Regions from separate parts of the Homo sapiens genome. Here region 2 is linked to region 1. A link is a loop called in an ENCODE intact Hi-C map of the cell type or tissue named here. Cell type or tissue: endothelial cell of umbilical vein. All regions are shown on one strand. Each heading gives the region's core, and the rest is flanking DNA. Links, peaks and the distances in the headings are about the cores only.

Evidence for each region. A loop is a pair of places that touch in the nucleus more often than their neighbours do. Peaks named below come from ENCODE experiments on the same cell type or tissue, not always from the same donor. Only the 100,000 strongest peaks of a DNase experiment are listed, where the experiment ranks them.
Region 2: it touches region 1 in a loop (2.6-fold over the local background); 1 of 110 quality-filtered maps calls a loop at or near these places.

What each region holds. Positions count from the first base shown.
Region 1 is chr6:13,192,772-13,198,233 of GRCh38, reverse strand. The region is part of intron 7 of PHACTR1 (phosphatase and actin regulator 1); the gene reads right to left. Among named protein-coding and RNA genes, the nearest start is that of TBC1D7, 130 kb to the left of the region's middle. RefSeq lists a silencer at 3,075-3,164. In endothelial cell of umbilical vein, for the core only: a CTCF peak has its summit at 3,181 (motif pointing left); a DNase peak (open chromatin) is centred at 3,163.
Region 2 is chr6:12,955,292-12,960,753 of GRCh38, reverse strand. All of the region lies in intron 4 of PHACTR1 (phosphatase and actin regulator 1), which reads right to left. LOC124901262 (a long non-coding RNA gene) reads left to right here. Exons shown (of 2, transcript XR_007059459.1): 2 at 1-1,944. Among named protein-coding and RNA genes, the nearest start is that of PHACTR1, 240 kb to the right of the region's middle. RefSeq lists an enhancer at 4,192-4,983. In endothelial cell of umbilical vein, for the core only: a CTCF peak has its summit at 2,789; DNase peaks (open chromatin) are centred at 2,263, 3,043 and 3,273; H3K4me3 peaks cover 1,730 bases; H3K27ac peaks cover 1,496 bases.

The DNA.
Region 1 (5,462 bases), core at 127-5,126:
GCAAGGGCTATGTGTGATGTAGTAATTATTAAATTTCACTGAGCGTGGCTATTTCCTCCTGTTTTACCTGCTAGAATGAACTAAGCCTAGTGCATAGTAGATACCCAATAAACGTTTGTTTATCTTTTCATCATGTCTTCAGGGCAACGGGAAAAGGTGGAACTCAGTGACTGGTTTCTGCTGTATTAAAGGTCTGCGAGTCAAAGTGTGGCCAATGGACTAGCAGGAGCCACATGGCCTGGGACCTTATCAGAAAGGCAGATGCTCAGGGCCCACCCCAGACCCTCTGGCAAGATCTCTAGGGGACGCTGATCTATCAAGTCTGAGAAGCACCCCTGAAAGAGGCATTCCTTTCCAAAGAGGCTACTCCCTCCATAGGCAAAATAACAAATGCCCAGAGCCTTGTGGAGGAGGAGATTATCCCAGCACTGCTCTGGGAGGGCTGGGAAGGAGGTGCAGAGGCTTCTGCTGTGGGCCGAGGGCAGAATGTCCTGGTGAAACCACCACTGGCTTAGAACTCAGAAGAATGATTCTAGATCCTTGAGGGATAGCATTAGGAGACATACCTAATGTAAATGACCAGTTAATGGGTGCAGCACACCAACATGGCACATGTATACATATGTAACAAACCTGCACATTGTGCACATGTACCCTAGAACTTAAGGTATAATAATAATAATAAAAAAAAAAGGAACTCAGAAGAGCTGGGGTTTAAGTACAGCTCCAAGACCAAGAAACTTTGTTACTCTTCCTAAGACATTTAGCTTTCCTGAGCCTCAGTTTTCTCATCTGTAGAAAGGGAGTATTGCCCAGAGTATAGATCTGTAATGAGAAGTAAATAGATTAATAACTACACAGCTCCATGCAAGGTGCTGAGGGGACCTTAGGGTTGAAATCTAGCCTGAGGCCTGCCCTGGTGTGGGGCTGATTCACTCTAGAGGAAGGGGCATCCTCTACAGGGCACTTTTTCTAATTTTACAAAGTCTCCATATAGGTCAGCAGAAGGCCTGAGTATAAAGTAGCCCCCGTACAGTCCTTGATGCATCAGAGGAGATCAGCAAATGTAGTCTTGATTCTGAGACAAACATCATAATACATTCCCCACCTCTGCCATAGGTTGTTTGGAGGGTCAGACAGGATCACGTGAACGTGCTTTGTAAATTGCAAAGTACCTTATATAGCTGCAGTGTTGCTAATAGGGCTTTCACCACACTTCTGAAAATCCACCTATCCTGATGCTTTCCAGCCTGGGGTGGGAAGGTAGAAGCCAAAAAAACAACAGAGAGTGTTTAATATGTGGTGGTACTATCATAAGTAAGCAGTGGAAAAGAGCAGAGGTGATTGGAAAGTGAATCAAGTAATAGAGCAGAGAGGCTTGCGAAAGACTTCCATGGCGGTTCTCCATGCTTGCAACAAAACACCACCACAAAATGCTCCAGGAGAGGTTTCTAGGTTTCAGTGTATTGTTCTGATGCACACCGCACTACATCGGTATTGAAAACTAGTGACTGGGGCCGGGTGCAGTGGGTCAAGCCTGTAATCCCAGTACTTTGGGAGGCCAAGGCGGGCGGATCACGAGGTTAGGAGTTCAAGACCAGCCTGACCAACATGGTGAAACCCTGTCTTTAAAAAAAGTACAAAAATTAGCTGGGCGCAGTGGCATGCGCCTGTAGTCCCAGCTACTTGGGAGGCTGAGGCAGGAGAATCGCTTGAACCTGGGAAGCGGAGGTTGCAGTGAGCTGAGATTGTACCACTGCGCTCCACCGTGGGCAACAGAGTGAGACTCTGTCTCAAAAAACAAAAAAAAAAAGAAAGAAAACCAGTGGATGATCTAGGAGTCTGAAAACCTGCGTCCTTTGCTTTTAACTGCCTGAGGAAGACATCTAACCTTCCTGGGATTTTGTCTCTTTACCTCTAAAGATCCTAGAATAAAAATGCCTCCTTTCCCTTGATTCCTGGGATAAAAATGCCTCCTTTCCCTTGACAGCACCTCACTGAATAAATGGTTTTGCATCTATCTGATGCATGATATTTATTAATTGTTGGAGGATACACACTACTTCTTGCCTTTCTAATGATGATGGTGGCTGCTCCTGCTGGGAAACACACAGAGCTCTCTGCTTGCTGACTTATTTCTGCAGCTAGACTGATTGAGATGCAGTGTATTCATAAAACTGTCTCTGTTGATGGAGTGGAAGAAGCAAAAACGACCAGTTCCAGAGAACAAGGAAAATAAACCCAAACCGTGAATGTCACAGAGCCATAAAACCCAAGAGGGCTGTATTTCCAAACCTGACACAGCCCTGGCTGATGACTTCAGACAAGGAAAGAAAAAGCAAAGATGACTTCTAAAGTTGGTCCTTGTGCCGTATGGCTGTAGCCGACACACGGAATAAGTGTGGACTAAATAAATACACCTCTAACCTCTCTTCTTACCACCACAAATGAACTTTTTTTTTTTTTTTTTTTTTTTGAGACGGTGTCTCTCTCTGTCGCCCAGGCTGGAGTACAGTGGCGCGATCTCAGCTCACTGCAATGTCCGCCTTCTGGGTTCAAGCAATTTTCATGCTTCAGCCTCCTGAGTAGCTGGGATTACAGGTGCTCGCCACAACGCCCAGCTAATTTTTGTAGTTTCAGTAGAGATGGGGGTTTCACCATGTTGGCCAGGCTGGTCTCAAACTCCCAACCTCAAGTGATCCCTTCATCTCGGCCTCCTGAAGTGCTGGGATTACAGGCATGAGCCACCGCGCCAGGCCACAAATGAACTTTTTAATCAGCACCTGCTATAGAGGCCCATTTGTAACTGCTGCTGTATCGGCAGTTACTTGTCAATGAGCACAGCACTTAGTGCCCAATGAATAAAGGTGTTGCAAAATTTTCTCAGTCATTTGCCAACTAGTTGCAGTGAGTTGGAATTACTTATCTCCTTTAATTACTTAACCTTAGCTATAGGTACTCCACCTGAAGATGGTGGACTATAATAAAGGGCCTATTGGCAGTATATCTGGAACAGAAATGAGAGTCTAGCATCACTAATCTACTAAATCAGATTCCCCTTGGCTGCAAGAAAGAGGTCAACAGGAGCTCCATCAGTTCCTTCAGAACACGAGGCCCGCCTAGGGATGATCACTCGCCTGGCGTTTTGCCTTGGTCAAAGGCAAAATGTGCTGACTGACCCCTTGTGGTGAGAGGGATGATGTTGAGAGAAACAAGAGTAATGAAAAAAATGTTATTTTTGTGAAATGCCCCAAACCTGGCTTTCCCTTCCAAGCCAGGTCAGCATGTGAAAACCACAGCAGACATCTGGCCTCCGTGAGGACCGTCCTCAGATCTGGAATCATAACCTCAAGGGCCATGATAACATACACAACCCTGGCACCCTCAGCTGACTTAGTTTCAGAGCCGCTTTCTACAAAGAAACATTAAATTTAAAAAAAAATTTTACTAGACAAATAATAATTGTAGATATTCATGGGATGACATTTTGATACATATTTGTAATGTGGGATGATTAAATCAGGCTAATTAACAAATCCATCACCTTACATACTTATCATGTTTTGGCAGTGAAAACATTTAAAATCTTCTGTCTTGGCAATTTTGAAATATACAATCCATTATTAAATGTACCCTGGGAAGATGGCCATGAGTAGGGAAGGACTGGAGAGGAGAGTCACTCTCCAGCTAACTGAGTCACTTAGGCACGTCACCCTTGCAGGGCATGTAATTCAGTTAGTTTTTTTTTTTTTCTTCAATAAAATTACACAGTATTCATTGCCAGAGAACTGCTCTCTTTTCTTTTTCCTTTCTTTCTTTTTTTTTTTTTTTTGAGACGGAGTCTTGCTCTGTCACCAGGCTGGAGTGCAGTGGTGTGATCTTGGCTCACTGCAACCTCCACCTCCTGGGTTCAAGCAATTCTCCTGCCTCAGCCTCCTGAGTAGCTGGGACTACAGGCACGCGCCACCACGCCCAGCTAATTTTTGTATTTTTAGTAAAGACAGGGTTTCACTATGTTGGCCAGGATGGTCTTGATCTCTTGACCTCGTGATCTGCCCACCTTGGCCTCCCAAAGTACTGGGATTACAGGCGTGAGCCATCGCGCCCAGCCCAGGAAACTGCTCTCAAAGAGTCAAAATGGTAGATGTCCTTCTAATCATGGAACAAACACCTGTTGAGAGGATCAGTAAGTATTTTGTGAGAAATTATAAATCACCTATATAAAAACACATCATATTGTTTATGTCTGCAGCCATGGACTGGTGCTGCTGCTCCTAGGGAGACCGGAAGAGAAGAATGCCCTTCAATTGATCACTGTGCTGTTGAACCTGGGCCTTCTGCAGGACAGGCATAAAGGAGGGTGAGAAATGCAGAGATGGAGAGATGAAAGGATCATTCATTCATCCAAGCAGATAGGGAATCAAATCAAAGTCACCACGTCATCAGGGTGAGCATCGACACATTCATCTGCTCTCAAAACATGCAAAACAGGAGATAGACGTATGAAGTTTGAAAGTAAATTGAGATCATATAAAAGAAAATACTGAGCTGGATGTGGCAGATCTCGCCTGTAGTCCCAGTTACTTGGGAGGCTGAGGCAGGAGGACTGTTTGAGCCCAGGAGTTGGAGATCAGTCTGGGCAACATCGAGAGACCTTGTCTCTAAAAAAATTTTAAAAAATTAGCTGGGAGTAGTGGCGCATGCCTATAGTCCCAGCTACTTGGGAGGCTGAGGTGGGATGATCATTTGAGCCCAGGAATTTGAGGATGCAGTGAGCTATGATCATGCCACTGCACTCCAAGTTGGACAACATAGTGAGACCGCATCTCAACATACACTCCCCAAAACTATATATATATATATATATATATATATACACAGAGAGCTATTAAGAGGTAGAATATTCATGGTGACAGTGTAAGTTCAAGCTAGATCCATAAATACTTTAAAGGAAAAACAAGGATGGCTGCAGCTCATCTCTTACCTTGCATCTCTTGGATGCAGGATGATATTTATTCACTGTTGGAGGTCACACTCGTATTTTTTGCATTTACAATGATGTTAATGGCTGGTCTAACTGTCTGTAGTTGGTGTGTGTAAGAGCATGCCTGTTTCCTTCCAAAATTCTTAGTGTACGGCCTGAGAACTACGGCTGGACCATGAGTTTGACCAATATGGATGACTGTCATGTTCTAACTGCTACTCTTTAAAGGGGTTGCTTTTACATCTAGGTTATCATGTTTCCTTCAAACACTACAGAATACAGGGGAATCAGGGTTAATTTATGGCAGAACTTAGAACTGGAGAACATTTTGCTAACTTCCCTAAAATGCAAGTATCCTGCTATGAAGATACAGGCAAAAGATCATCAAACTCCTCCTTCAGCAACAGGGCTTCTCTCCCTCACAAAGCCTCCTGTTCAGCATTAGCTAAGGACTCAGCAGGGAACACATCAGATTAAA
Region 2 (5,462 bases), core at 217-5,216, 240 kb after region 1:
ACAGGATCCCTGAGCCCATCAGATTCAGGATGAGAAAAGGGCAGAATCACAACTTATAGCATGGCTGAGGCAGGAAAAATCAAACCCACTACATCCATTAGAAGGTGTTTGGGGCTGTCCGGAGACAAGGGCTACTTTGTCCTTGTTGGACCCTCCCTGGTGTGGGGTCGCTGTGACCCAGTGGTAGAGTGCAGGGAGTCTGGGGACAAATGTTGTTTATCTGGTGCTGCCACTGATGCCCTCTGTGGCTTAAACCAGTTCAATTGACCCTTCTGTCCAAAACACGCAGACACTCGTGCCTTCTCATCTAGAGAAATACAAGTGTTATTGAATTAATTCCAAAATATTTGTAGGAGCACAAATGTGAGCTAAAGTTTCACACATATTCTTTACTCACTGGCACATTCAAGGGAAAAAGTGACCTGGTGTTTCAAGTACTTTGTGGTCACTAGACACCATAAATGATAACAACAATAATAGCAAGTACTTTTTCAGGCACTAAGTGTGCCAGGCACAGCACTACGCGATGTTCTATATAATTTACTTCCCATACAGCCTGTGAGGTAAAGCAATGTTACTCTCCAATTTTATGGATGAGGAAACTGAGCCTTAGAAAGATCAACAAACTTTCTCAATGTCACTCACTGAAAAGGTAGCAGAATTGGAATGCAAACCTCAGTCAACCGAACTAAAAAAAACTGAAGCTTTTAATCAAAGCACCTTGATTTCCATAAAGACTGAATTTTCAAAATCTGTCCTATTTCACCAGTTGTCCCATAAATGTTGGACTATCCCAGAAATGAACAAAACCTGGCATCCAAACTGCATTTCTCAGACTGTTTCTCACACTGAAAGCAACATAAAAGTCCTCTGTAAGATCACAAGTCCTGGTCCTTGATATAGAAAATGTGGGCACCATGATCTATGCAGAGGAGCAAATTTTAGAGAATTAGAGTGGAAGGCAATGCACTCAAAACCAAAACTATTTTGAGCATCTTGTTATCTTCTGTGATTTGGGAGGCACTAAAGAGCCTTGTAGTACCTGGAGGTCATCCTCATGAATCTCAGTCCTCATGATATTATTGAAGTGTAGAAAGGTAGGTTTCCAGCAAGTTTCAACAGATGGAAATCCAGATAAAAGGAACTCACTCTGCTGATATTAATTATTTAAGCAGTGTTTTCTCGAGGGACTGCCATGGCCTTAAAAAGGGGCTCTATGAGCTGTTCTTTTATATTATGAATATTTGTAATACTATAGCATCTACATTTCAAGTGTGGGCTTTAGTGAAAAACTTTGTTATGCTTTTTTAGCTTTGTTGTTTAGTTTTGTTTGTTGAGCATCAGAAGAGATGGGAGTGATAGGGCCACAGTAGAGAAAAGACTAAAAATTCATGATCCACAGTCTTTTTGCTTCCCAAATATGGACCATGGTTTTGAAGATTTAAGAACCACAGATTTAAGATCATTTTTTAATTCCGATATACAAATATCCTCTTAAAAGATAATTGTACCACTTTAAAGAGTTGTTTCTGTTTTCTTTTCTTTTTTTTTTCTTTTCTTTTTTTTTTTTTTTTTTTGAGATAAAGTCTCACTCTATCACCCAGGCAAGAGGGCAGTGGTGAGATCTGGGCTCACTGCAGCCTCCGCCTCCTGGGTTCAAGCTATTCTCATGCCACAGGCTCCCCAGTAGCTGGGACTACAGGTGTGTGCCACCACACCCAGCTAATTTTTGTATTTTTAGTAGAGACAGGGTTTCACCATGTTGGCCAGGCTGGTCTTGAACTCCTGACCTCAAGTGATCCACCTGCCTTGGTCTCCCACAGTGCTGGGATTATAGGCGTGAGCCACCGTGCCCGACCCCTCTTTAAAGAGTTGTTTCTATCAGATACATTCAACTCATATAATTTGCCCAAACTGAGAGAAGGGCAGAAAAAGAAGGAAAGGCAGTGAAAACTTGAATGCCTCTTTGTAGATATTATTCTAAGGACACTTTCCTTTTGGTTCTAACATCACCATATTTTGTTTAGAGCAGCTCATGGGGCCAAACAATAAAAAAGAAATAACAATTAGAAATGAACTCTTTCAAACTAACATCTTGTTTATTTCTCAGGCTCTTTAGAAGTCAGTGTTAAAAGAATCCATGTAGCATTTCTTATTCATGCTGAGTGAGCTGTTATCAGTTCCCGTATTGATTTCTATCTCCACGCAGCAAGCCTCAAAATGCCACTGCCCCAAGCTGGAATCCCACCAAGCCTATCCCTTATGTTTCCGTTTATTTTCCAAGTCGTCTTTCCTTTTTCTTCAGCCACAAATTCTCCCTGAACCCACTTTCCCCAAAATAACAGCTGCGGATTCAATTTTTCCTTTCCTGTCTCTTTAAGTCAGAAACTTCCTGAGGTTCCTAAGAGCTGCCTGCCTCAGCAGGCACCAGGACTCCCAGCAAGTCTCCATTGCAGTGAGATTTGCAAGTGAATCTCCTTTGAAAATCATCACCAGTTTTGTATCCATCTCTTCTGACTTTGAGGCATCTACACTAACACCGTGGGCTCCAGCCTATCCTATGAACCCGGCCCGAGGATTTCAAAACCAAATCTATTGATATTGGCAGCTCCATCAAAGGAAAATTCTCTAAACCGAACAAAGCATAAAACCAATACAAAATCCATCTAACAAATAAACAAAAGGCAATAACATGATTTCAGACGCCAATGCCTACCTTAAAGGCTGCCCAAAGCTCTTTGCTCCCACATGCATCCGCCTCTCTGGGTCTGTTTCCTGGCTTTCCAATAGCTGTGCTTTCTTAAATTGAGCAACAGTCTCCTCAAGTGTCGGGCTCTGAAAATACACATGCTACACACGCCCATGCAGCCTCTCGGTGCCAGGCAGCCCCTTCGCCTTCCTTCCCGGCCGTGCCAATTCCCTGGCCGCTGACCAGCTCCCACGTGGGATGGAATGGAGAAGGGGAGGGTGTCAACCAAAGTCGGGGGATGGATTCAACTCACCGTGGACTAGGTGGCCACCCATCTGGCATGAAGGGTCCATTTTATCCCTTTTCTAACCTAAAACCGCCTCCACGATGGTCTCTCCAGCCTCACTCAGAGCCCAGAACAGTTGGCAGGCACACCAACCCCTCCTGGGTGTGACCTGCGGGTACTCAGACGTCTCTAAAGTGGCAGCCTCCAGCCGGTGGGGCACAGACTGCCTCTTACCTTCACAGAGCCCCAGTCCTTAGAAGCCCAGCTGGCGTCTCCAAGGAGTCCTGCGTTTTACTTGACATTGGAGGCAACCGGTTGCAGAAACAGGGAACATTTCAAAATGAAACAGAAAGTAACCCGGGGATCCAAACCAGACCCCCGACCTGCCTCGGCCGTCCCCAATCTCTGGGAGTCTTCTGACTCAGCAAGCCTGTACAGCTGTTTCAGCCTGGAGAGGATTCAGAGGAAATGCAGCTTGGAAGTCTGGAACTCACAGCCTGGGCTTTTTTTTTTTTTTTTTTTTGAGTATTTGTTGAGCTTTTTAACATGCAGTTTGTCTCCTTCTGCAGGGAATTACTCAGTGATCCCGTCACCTGACTCAGGGCAGTTCCATTATATAATTCTAACTGCTATTAGATCGCTGATCGGAAAACCACACTTGCCTCCCCTTTCCCCCACCCCCCAGCATCATCCACCCCACCCCGCCCCCTAGGAAGGGAAGAGGGAGGAAGACCTCAAAACGCGACACAATGACAATTAACTTTCCTTGAACCTTCCCTGGAAGGACTGCATTTTTGCAATGCACTTTAGTTCCCTTCGGTTCAATTCTTGAGTAGAGGACCTCCCAAATGCCCATGAGGAGTGAGTGGGAATTTCTCAGGATGGGACGGTAGCAGCTTTCCTGATTTTCTTTTAGGATGGTTCTCTGTAGGTGGGATAAGGCGCTGAATGGATTTTCAAATGATCAAGTGCGTCGTCAGTTGAAAAGCTTCAGGTAGATTTATAAAACATGTGCAAATAAAACCTAAAACCGAGAATCTTCTATTATTTTTTGCCACATTTCCGTGAAATGCCAAAGGGGTGGCTTGGGTTGAGGGGTCTTGAGCCAAAACCCCTGCCCTGACCTCGATCCTCATAAACCCTCTCCAGCCACCTCAAATAAGCATAATGCCCAAGGGACAACATCTTGCTTTGCTAGGCAAACATTTCTGAAAGGGCAAGCTCCCAGTCTCCACTTTCAACCATATTGCAACCCCTCAGGCCACTCTAGATAGACATTTTGAAGCCACGCCTGTCCTAGGTGAAGGTAATAGTAATAATTCCTCAATGCCCCCAGTCCCTGTCTTAGCATCTGTTATCTCTGTCCAGATGATACCCACTAAGGAGCAAGCATGTTCAAACAGAATCGACCCATGAGTGGAACTTAAGTGGCAATCAATGAGGGTAACACCTAAAGCATCACACAATACGACGATCAAGTTAAAAAACACTCCAGCCCATTTGCTTTTTCCATGTCAAAGCGCAGATGAACTATCTGCATAGCTCTCGGCTCCCAATCTTCTCCCAGCCAGCGGAGGCTTGTTGCTGAATACAGGAAAAGAACTATTTATGTTGATGAGAACAAATGCTAATGTTGGTCAGCCTTGTATGGGTTTTTCTAGTCTCACTCCTTTTCTCTCTCCTGGATCTTCCCAGCCCATAATCACCAGAGGAAACTACTTTCTCCCTCCTGCCTTCCTCCACTATTGTAAGTAATGTTAGATACTATTTTCATGTTAAAATATGTGACATTAGACAGATACAGTACCCTAAGAATCACTTTCAAAACACTTTGTAACTATCTATCCACATACCCCCCTGAGGTCAGCATGGGGTAATGACTGTTCTTATGGAGACCCAGAGAAGCCAGTGTCATAGGCGGGAGTTAGAAGACGGGTCTCCTACTCTTGGTGTTCCGCTTTGCAGAGGAAAACCCAGATAGACATGAGAAAAATATTAATGTGTAAACCTGAAAACCTGAATGACAGATTGATGTCTGTTTATGTCTCTCCCTCCAGGTGTAGTAAATACAAGCTATTGTGGCCGTTGCTACAGTAACTTCTTTCTTAATAAGAATAAAGACACATAGGAAGGTGTTAGAAAACATCAGGTGGTGAGACATTCATCAGTAATGGGAGGAGGATGCAGTAATAAAAAATATACCCTTGGCCTGTACATAGTCCTTAAATACTGGCACTGCAAATCTCAAATTTCTTAGACCAGCACTGTTCAATAGAAATATAATGTGGGGCCAGGCATGGTGGCTCAATCCTGTAATCCCAGTGCTTTGGGAGGCCAGGCGAGAATAGGAGTTTGAGACCAGTCTGGGCAACATAGCAAGACCCCGTTGCTATAAAAAATTTTTTTTAAAATTAAAAAATTAGCTGGTTGTGTGCACCTGTAATTCCAGCTACTGGGGAGGTTGAGGTGGGAGGATCCCTTGAGCCC